Linked DNA regions of Homo sapiens: region 1 is linked to region 2. Evidence: read pairs that join two places in POLR2A ChIA-PET (ENCODE). Cell type or tissue: MCF 10A. All regions are shown on one strand.

The links. Peaks named below come from ENCODE experiments on the same cell type or tissue, not always from the same donor. Only the 100,000 strongest peaks of a DNase experiment are listed, where the experiment ranks them.
Region 1: POLR2A ChIA-PET joins it to region 2 with 5 read pairs; 2 of 35 experiments call an interaction of 5 or more read pairs at or near these places.

Annotation. Positions count from the first base shown.
Region 1 is chr4:39,277,125-39,282,124 of GRCh38, forward strand. WDR19 (WD repeat domain 19) reads left to right here. Exons shown (of 37, transcript NM_025132.4): 34 at 1-19; 35 at 1,007-1,083; 36 at 1,415-1,539. The coding sequence ends at 1,526. Among named protein-coding and RNA genes, the nearest start is that of RFC1, 87 kb to the right of the region's middle. In MCF 10A, no CTCF peak of the experiment used is centred here; no DNase peak of the experiment used is centred here.
Region 2 is chr4:38,946,009-38,951,008 of GRCh38, forward strand. No RefSeq gene overlaps it. Among named protein-coding and RNA genes, the nearest start is that of MIR574, 80 kb to the left of the region's middle. In MCF 10A, no CTCF peak of the experiment used is centred here; DNase peaks (open chromatin) are centred at 2,713 and 4,353.

The DNA.
Region 1 (5,000 bases), 330 kb after region 2:
CCCATATTGCATTGCAACAGTGAGTTCCTTTATAGTAATTTCCCTTTCTTTGCATATATATTTGTAACCCATTTGAATACTTGATGTATGTCAATATTTTCTTCACTTTTAAAATAATCTTATCCCTCAAATTTCCTGCAACATCTAGCATTTTATTTCATAGTCAATACAGTTAAAGGTGATATTCAAAGCAAATAATAATAGTGGAGGCACTATCACTGCAGGACCAAATAGCACAGACTCGGGGATCAGACTATCCCGGGCTCAGTCCTCTGTAGTAACACCTGCCTACTGAATCAACCACAGATTGACGAGCTACACAATTCCTTGGTGCCATCCTGGCAGGCTGCAGCACTTAATAAGCAGTAGTTTTTATTATAATATTGAGACCTAGTATCAGAGAACTTTAACATATCAGGTTATTTATAATTCACTGGATTAATTTAAGCTTTATTTTAAAGAAAACTAAATTCAGGTAATATCACAAAACTGAATATTATTCCTTTAAACATGAATCTGATAAGTAAAACCTAGCTTTAATCCTTTTAATGCTGTCTCTCTGTTACCCACACATGTGAAATAGCAATGATTTTATAATTTAGAGGTCTGACTTATAACTGGAATTCAATTATTATAATTGAATAACAGGCAGGGTACAGTGGCTCATGCCTGTAATCCTAGCACTTTGGGAGGCCGAGGCAGGCGGATCATTTGAGGTCAGGAGTTGAAGACCAGCCTGGCCAACATGGTGAAATGCTGTCTCTACTTAAAACACAAAAATTAGCCAAGCATGGTGGCGCACGCCTGTAGTCCCAGGTGCTCAGGAGTCTGAGGCAGAAGAATCGCTTGAACCCAGGAGGTGGAGGTTGCAGACAGCCAACAATGTGCCACTGCACTCCAGCCTGGGTGACTGGGCAAGATTCCGTCAAAAAAAAAAAAAAAATTGACTAACAGTGGGAGTTTTTAAAATAAAGATGAATTTAACTCTTAAACATCCTGTTTCCAGGGTCGACACATGTTGAAAGATGACTGGACGGTGTGTCCACATTGTGACTTCCCTGCTCTATACTCAGAATTGAAGATGTAAGTGTGCATCACGTCACTCAGTCTCACTGATTTCTCCCGACACAGGCCTTTCATTCTACCTCTTTTCTTCCGAAGCATTCTTCTATTTGTGTTCCTAAGGATCTCTAAAGACTCAAATTGTCTTCTGGGAAGAACCTCCTGTGACCTTTGAGAATATTATCTTTAAAGAGGATCTTGCATGAGACTGAATAGTTCTGATTCTCAAATTGCATGGTGGACATGTGTTAAGAGGTGTAGACAGAAAGTTGTTGTCTTTCTCATTAGAGTAACCCAAAGCTAAAGGAATGTTATATATTTAATTTACTCTGCCTTTCCCTCCCCTAAACAGCATGCTAAACACTGAAAGCACATGTCCTATGTGTTCAGAAAGATTAAACGCTGCTCAGCTGAAAAAGATTTCAGACTGTACCCAGTACCTGCGAACGGAGGAGGAACTGTGATTGGCACGTGCAGGTGAGTGGCAGAGCGCCCACGCACCTTCTGGGCGCAAGGGCCCACAGCGTGCACGCAGCTTTTCACTGTGTATCAGCATCAACTCCTTTCAGTGCACCATGGAACTTGCCAGATTTGAACAATCTGACAACCACCTTTTGATGTATTTTTTTTAATGCTAAAATGCAGGTATTATCATCTCCATAATGACAAAGGTTGTTTAGCCAAGCAGTATGATTCTGACTAGACCAGATTTTGTCAAATCTCACAGGGGTCTTTTTAATCACTCCATTAAAACTAGAGCCAGCTAATAAAAGTATTTTTTTTTAGGGTCTGTGATATAATTCAGGAGAATATATTGTAAAAATGTTGGCTTCCAGAGATTTGGAAATAATCTCCATTTCTTTTTCTTTCCAAGTCCCATTTTTGTCACGTGGAAGCTACACATATTCCTTCTACTTCATTCCATTGGAAGCACTTACTCGTGGCCACACATACTGCGGAGGAAGGCAGGGAAATGTAGTCTTTAATTGAGAAGCCAAAAGCCGTGCCAAAACTCAGGATATTCTTTTACCAAAGGGAAAGGTGAAAGTAATTCATCTCTGACACAGCATCTCACACTTAGCCTGGTTAGATAGGAGTCGAGATGTCCCTCCACAACCTCTCTCTGTTTTCCCTTCCTCAGGAAGCGGCAGCTCCAGCCAACCAGTTGGACAGGACAGAAACCTACATATTATCTAGATACCTCTCACCCTCAGCCCCCATGAGCAAGGGCTCTCAGGCTATCTCCAGTATATCTGGTTCGTGGTTCTCTTGGCTTTTTATTGCACCTGCAAAAACAAAGAGCCTCCAAGTCTGTCCATGAACAGGCCCAGCCTCCTCCTCCTGCCTCAGGTCTGATTACTCACCATGTTGCAGCCCCACTGGCCTTCTTGCCCTTCCCTGGCCACTCCAAAATGTTTTCCACAGAAGTTGCACCCTCTTACATTCCCACCATCAGCACACAAGCGTTCGTCTCTCCATTCCACATCCCTGCCAACAGCTGCTGTCTGCCTTACTTTTTTTTTTTTTTTTTTTTTGAGACAGTCTTGCTCTATTGCCCAGGCTAGAGTACAGTGGCATGATCTCGGCTTACTGCAACCTCTGCCTCCCAGATTCTAGTGATTCTCGTGCCTCAGGCTCCCTGAGTAGCTAGGACTACAGGCGTGTGCCACCACGCTCGGCTAACTTTTGTATTTTTAGTGGAGACGGGGTTTCACCATGTTGGCCAGGCTGGTTTCCAACTCCTGACTTCATGCGATTCGCCGGCCTCAGCCTCCCAAAGTGCTGGGATTACAGGCATGAGCCGCCACACCCAGCCGGGTGTTTGTCTTTTTATTGTTCAGTTCTAAGAGTTCTTTATATGTTCTAGATACAAGTTCTATATCATGTATATGATTTGGAAGTATTTTTTTGTGGGTTTTTTTCCCTTTTCTTGTTTTTTTTTTTTTTTTTTTTTTAATAGAGGCAGGGTCTCGCCACATTGCGCAGATTGGTCTCGAACTCCTAGGCTCAAACAATCCTCCTACCTTGGCCTCCCAAAGTGCTGGGACTACAGGCATGAGCCACCATGCTCAGCCTTGGTAGCATCTTTGATGCACAAGTATTTTATTTTGATGAAGTCCAATTTATCTGTTTGATTTTCACCCCCTTTGGTTGCTTATGCTTTTGGTATTGTATCAAAAACCATTGCCAGGCTGGGCACAATGGTGCATGCTTATAATCCCAGTGCTTTGGGAGGCCAAAGTGGTAGGATCACTTGAGCTCAGAAGTTTGAGACCAGCCTGGGCAACATAGTAAGACCATGTCCCTACAAAAAAATAATTAGCCAGGTATGGTGGCATACACCTGTAGTCCCCGCTGCTTGGGAGGCTGAGGCAGGAGGATCACTTGAGTCTGGGAGGCTGAGGCTGAAGTGAGCTGTGATCAAGCCACTGTACTCCAGCCTGGGCAACAGGCTCAAAAAACCAACCAACCAATCAACCATTGTGTAAAGTAGACACAGTGGCATGCAGCTGTTATCCCAGCTACTCAGGAGGCTGAGGCAGGATTGCTTGAGTCCAGGAGTTCAAGACCAGCCTGGGCAACATAGCGAGATCCCATCTCTAAATAAAAACAGTGCCTACTCCAAGGTCATGAAGATTTACACCTGTTTCCTTCTAGGAGTTTTATAGTCATTACTCTTATATTTAGGTCTTTGATCCACTTAGTTTTTGTGTCTGGTGTGAGATAGGGATGCAGCTTCCTTCTTTTGCATGTAGATATCCAGCTGACCCGGCAGAATTTGCTGAAAAGACAAATTTTCCTCATTGACACTGGATTATTGTCTATTTGAGATGTAAGTTTTTTATGTATGTATTCTAGATACAAGTTCTTTGTCAGATATATTTTGCAAATATCACACTCTGTGGCTTCCCATTTCTTTTTCTGAATGGTATCTTTTGATGAGGTTTTGATTTTGATGAATTATAATTTGTTAAATTTTAAATTTTTTGGTTATTGCCTTCTTTGTCCTAAATATATATGTGTGTGTGTATATATATATATATATATATAGAGAGAGAGAGAGAGAGAGAGAGAGAAAGCCTACTAACAAGTCAGGAACATATTTTTCTGTTTTCTTCTAGAAGCTCTAGATCTGCAATTTATCTTGAAATGATTTTTGTTTCCAGTGTGAGGAGGGGTTGGGTTTTCTTCCCCTCAACTGGATATAAAATGTGGGCCTATTTCTGGACCCTCTCTTCTTTGCCGTTGACGTGTTTTTCCCTTGTTTTAATACTACACTATCTTCATTACTGTGGCTTTATAGACTCTCTTAAAGTCAGGTACTGTGGATCCTCCAATGTGTTATTTTTTTTTCCAAGATTGTTTTGGCTGTTATTCTTTTTATCTTTGTAGACAATTTTAGAATCAGTTTCTCAAATTCTGTTTTAGAAACCTGCTCAAATTATGATTGGGGCTTGTATTAATTTTGTTGCTGTATAACAAATTATCACAAATTTAGCATCTTAAAACAACACACATTTATTATCTCACAATTTCTATGGTTATGGGTCAGTAGTCTAGGTATGGCTTAGCTGGGTCTTCTCAGGGTCTCTCAAGGCGATAATCATCGTGTTGACTGGAGCTGAAATCTTATCCGAAGTCTTTTTCTAGTCTATTTGTTAGGTTTTGTTTTCTTTGGCGGGGGGAGGATTCTGATCTTTATGGTCAGAGGACTGAAGCCCTTAGCTCCTACAGGCAGTTTCCTGACACGTGACCCTCCCCACAACATGAAACTGCTTCAAGTCCAGTGTAAGAGCATCTCTCATATTTACAATCTCTCCCTTCAGGTAAAGTCTGGACCCTATTATAAAGGGCTCACCTGATGAAGCCCACAACAAACTCTCTTTTGATTTGGAGTCCATTGATTGGGACCTTAACTACATCTGCAAAATTCCTTC
Region 2 (5,000 bases):
GGTGGGCGGATTACCTGAGGTCAGGAGTTCGAGAGCAGCCTGGCAGACATGGTAAAACCCTGTCTCCACTAAAAATACAAAAAAATTAGCCGGATGTGGTGGGTCGCGCCTGTAGTCCCAGCTACTCGGGAGGCTGAGGCAGGAGAATCGTTTGAGCCTGGCTGGCAGAGGTTGCAGTGAGCCAAGATACACCACTGCACTCCAGTCTGGGCGGCAGAGGGAGATCCCGTCTCAATTAAAAAAATAAAAAGAGAGAAAAAAAGAGAAACAAGTATTTCTCAAGGAGCTAGAATCCTAGACTTAGACTTTAAGCCTAACTGCACCTGTGTAGTGCGTGCATAGCAAAAACTTTAATGATAAAATGAAATATAAATGTTTAAAAGAATAAGAGATAATCATTCAAAAAGAAGTGGTTGGTGTCATTGGCATTGCACTTATCTTCTAATGCTGGAATGCCTAAGGTTGCCAGGTGAAGACAGGCTGAGAGATGATTCCCTGGGCCTAGTTCCATAGTCTGTGAATTACATTATTTAAGAGAGAATAATCACTTAAAATAGATCCACCTTCCAGGATTTCTTACAATACTGTTTTTCACCACCACTTTTAGGTAATTGTTTCTTTGCTTTGCTTTAAAATCTGGCAAAGCGCAGGATCCAGATCTGTGCAAATGTCAGTCAGTTACTAAATGAATGATTTAACAGGCTTACCTTGGAAGTTTTTTATTCCTTCAATAATGCTTTACATAAATTGCATTCATTTCATTCTATGCAATTACCCTGAACAAGCGTGCCAGTTTTTTCTCTTAACATCAAGTGCAAAATCAGTTCTAGTCTAAATAATGAATGTAGGCCTGTGCCTGTGCCTTATTAAATAAGAAGCATCAAAAGCGGATCTCAAAATCAAAGTAAAATGAGTTCAAGAAAAACTGCTTTCAGGTATTGATATAGACAGATCGAAAGGGCAAAATTGAGTCCCAAATCTTAAAGCATAGGCCTTAGCTTAAATATTATACCCAACCAAGAAGAGAAGGCTCTGTTTTCTCTGAGTGTCACCCTGGGCTGCACATCAAGCTCATAGCTAAATGAGCAGTGTGATGAGCTGAGGCCCTGGCAGGGGTGAGTGAGGATGTGCTACAGCCTCAGCAATACCAGCTAAGGAACTATGGACCTCAGATGAGGGCTCAAAGGGGTTGAAGGAAGTTCAGCCTTCGGCAGGCTGAAGTAAAGTGCTGAATACAAGGTAGGGGCCTGAATAGGGAAATAAGAGAGTTCCTTTGCGGTTTGTAGAAATTAGCTTCCCCAAGGTGCTCAGATACCTGGGAAGTCACCTTCTGCACAGGCGGGCCATGGTGTTTTCATGTTAGAAATAAAGGCAGACAGATTCCAATCATAGCCATCCCGGAGGTCCAGGATATAACATCTCAGGAAAGCAATTTAGCAACAATTTGAAATGAACATTTAATTTCTCATCTTTCCTAAAAACGTGTGTGTGTGTGTGTGTGTGTGTGTTGAACAGATGGGGTTGATCATAATACATGACTTCAAATGATTTAATTTTTTATAAAAGCAATTATTTTTCAGGGTTAAGCTAGTTTTTTCTATAATGTAAAAACTGCCCTTTGATCTTCCTCCTAAGTAAGCGTGCCCTACATTTTGATATGCAGATCCAGGCTTCAACTTGGTGTCTTAAATTACTGTGTTTGCAAAGGCTCATCAGAAGAGATCATACTGAAAATCCATTTTAGAACTTCAGTTTCGCTCTGGTTTTGTAGTTGATTAGAATTCATAACACCATAGGAGTCTATTCAGACCAGCCATTCTTCCCATAAAAGAAAAAAAGGATATAGTTAACCATGTGTTGTATTTTTCTAGATTATCTCATCACTTATGCAAGTTTATGTTCATTTTCTGTATGTCCATCTGTGCTGGATGGTGCACTAGAATATCTACTATTATCCAATTCTGAGGAAAGATATTCTATTTTTTTTCTTTCTTTCTTTCTTTCTTTCTTTCTTTTTCTTTCTTCTCTTTCTTTCTTCTTTCTTTCTTCTTTTTTTCATTTTTTTTTCTTTTGAGACACACTGTCACTCTGTCCCCCAGGCTGGAGTGCAGTAGTGCAATCTCGGCTTGCTGCAACCTCTGCCTCCCAGGTTCAAGCAATTCTGCCTCAGCCTCCCGAGTAGCTGGGATTACAGGTGCACACCACCACACCCGGCTAATTTTGTATTTGTTTAGTAGAGACGGGGTTTCACCATGTTGGCCGGGCTGCTCTCGATCTCCTGAGCTCATGTGATCTCCCCACTTCAGCCTCCCAAAATGCTGGGATTACAGGCGTGAGCCACCACACCTGGCCTATTTTTTTTTCTTAGACCCTGAAAATAATCTGAATTATTCTACCCTTTGAACATTTTACCTTTACCAATGATTAAATTATTATACCCCAAACAGTAGGAAATGTATTAATGGTATTTCTGCTATTTCTGGTGTCTGGGGTCATCATAGACTGGGAATAGAAGCTGATTAGGGAGGATCAGAATTTTGTGTTGAGATTTAAACTACATTTACCTTTGCATCAGAGTGAATTTTTCTCTGCCTGAGCTGTCAGCCAAAAAGCAATTGGATTATATCAGCCTGTGGTCACTGCTGACTCACTTGACAGGCTTGTCTCTTGTATTAGTCTCAAAGGAATTCTATATTGCAAAAGAAGAATATGTTTATTTCTTAAATGCCTTCACTGAGTGCAGAAGTTTAGGGTGATCCAGAGATGTTCTATTTCCCGGCCCTGGGTTTCACCGTCAGGCTTGGAAGCTGCCACTTGGAAGGAAAAGCAAGCACAGAAGCCAAGGCCAGATGGATGAAAGCTTGGCAAAAAACAAGGCTGAGCTTCTGCCTCTGAGTCTCTGCCATCTTTATCCTTTTTCTCTCTCAGGATTTTATTTTTTTTTTGGCAATCACCAAGTACCTGTCTCCAGGATCAGCTTTTAACATCCTGCCCCTCTTTTCCATATCTCTTATTTCCCTTCTCTTCCTCTACATTTTTTTGTCTTATTTCCCCATTAACCAGAAAACAATTCATACAAAAGATTCGGTCATAATCACCAACATGCATTTATTGTGTGCTGGGCACTGTGCTGAGTATTTTATTTGCATTATCCCGCTTCATCTCCGTAATCACCCTATTAGGTAGATATTATCATGTCCCTGCACAAATGAGAACATTGAGACCCAGAGACATTATCTACCTTGTCCAGAATTACACAACTAGTAAAAAAAAAAAAAAAAAAAGAGCCAGGATTCAAACTCAGGTCAGTTCAGCCTGACTAGCTAGCGAGCATTTTTAACTATTAGACAGAGCCTCCCAACAAAACGAATGTAACATGGTTATTTTTAGAGACACCTGCACGCTCAGATTAGCTCTAAGGTAGATTTGAGCTGTGAGGTAGATTTGTAGCTGAAAGATTTGGTTGTCAACTTTGGTTGTTTCCATGCAACTGAGAACAAACTGAGACTAAAGAGACACAGAATGCAGCCACATGAGGTTATTTGGCCTCTGGGTGGTTCTCACCACAGGCCTCTTCATCATTTCACAGACGTTTACATCAAGCAGTTTCCTGGTCATCATCGACTCAGCATCCTGTCTCACAGGTGACTTTGATATCACAAAAACGTCTCCATTTCCTTCTCCCTTCCCCTTCTCTGGTGCCAAGGAAGCCCATTTGTACATAACCACCTTCCTGAAAATCCTTAACCCTCTCCTACCTTCCCAAAGCGTGGGGTTTGTTTACTTATCTAGACAGCCTTTAAGCTGAATCTTCAGTACCAAGCTCTGTGAGACACTGATTGATGTTTAAAGAAGTACTGAATAATGCCTTTCTACCCCTGAACTTGTTTCCTGTTAAGCTCAGGAACTAATGATCATGGTGGTGGTGATAGTGATGTGATGATGATGGCATACTTACTGATCAGTCGCTATGTTTGAGACACAAAGTACACAGTCTCTACCTCTACAATCTCATTTAATCCTCCATATCAACCTTAGGAGATAGCTACTATTATTATCATTTCCATTTTACAGATGGAAAATGAAGCTCAGAGAGATTGAGTGATCTGCCTATGATTATCCGACTAAGAATTAGAAAAGCTGGGATTTATATCCAAGCAGTATGTAGAATGCTAAACATAGCCATGGAGAAGCAGATACCCAGTCATAAAGAAGAAAATTTGCTCATTTTTTCCTGGGTCTGAGTTCCCTTCTTTCAGCTAATATTTGGCCTCCCCCTCCCTGCTCTCTGTCCTGTGGCCTCAAGCAGAGACAAATTGCTCCACAAATCTTTCTGTCAGAGAGCCAACCACATTTCTCCTGCCAGCACCCCTGATCCCAGGAGAAAATGAGTGCCCTATGTGCCCTGGTCTCCCTCATGTTATAAACCTTGTATGTTGAGTGATTCATTTCTCATTGAAAAATATGATCGCCTTTCGACATTTCTGCAGGAGAGCTCTAGTCAACTCTCCTTGGGAAAAAAATTCCACTGGTAGGAAGTGATAAAGGACAAGAACCCAAATGATGAACTGCAGGACAGAAAGACCCCGGCCATTTCTCTGTCAGAAAAAATCATTTGTTCCCACAGGGTATCTTGATCAGGAAGGCTTCTCCCCCAGACATCCGCGCGGCTTCCTCCCTCGCTTCTTGAAGGTGTTTATTCAAAAACCACCTTCTAAATAAACCACCTTTCCCACCTTCGTATTTTTTTCTCTTCAGGACATACCACTGTCTAACATCCTTTATATCCTACCGATTTTTCTGTTATCTGCCTTGCACGAGGATGTAGATTCCAGGAAAGGAGGGATTTTTCTGTGTTCTGTTTGTTACCATATTCCTAACACCCACAGCAGTGCTTGGCAAATAGTCGGTGCTCAATAATGATTTGTTGAATTAACAAATAGGTCAAAGTCTTCTGTGTATAATCTGTAAACGCTGAATGAGAGAACGGAAATAGCTGT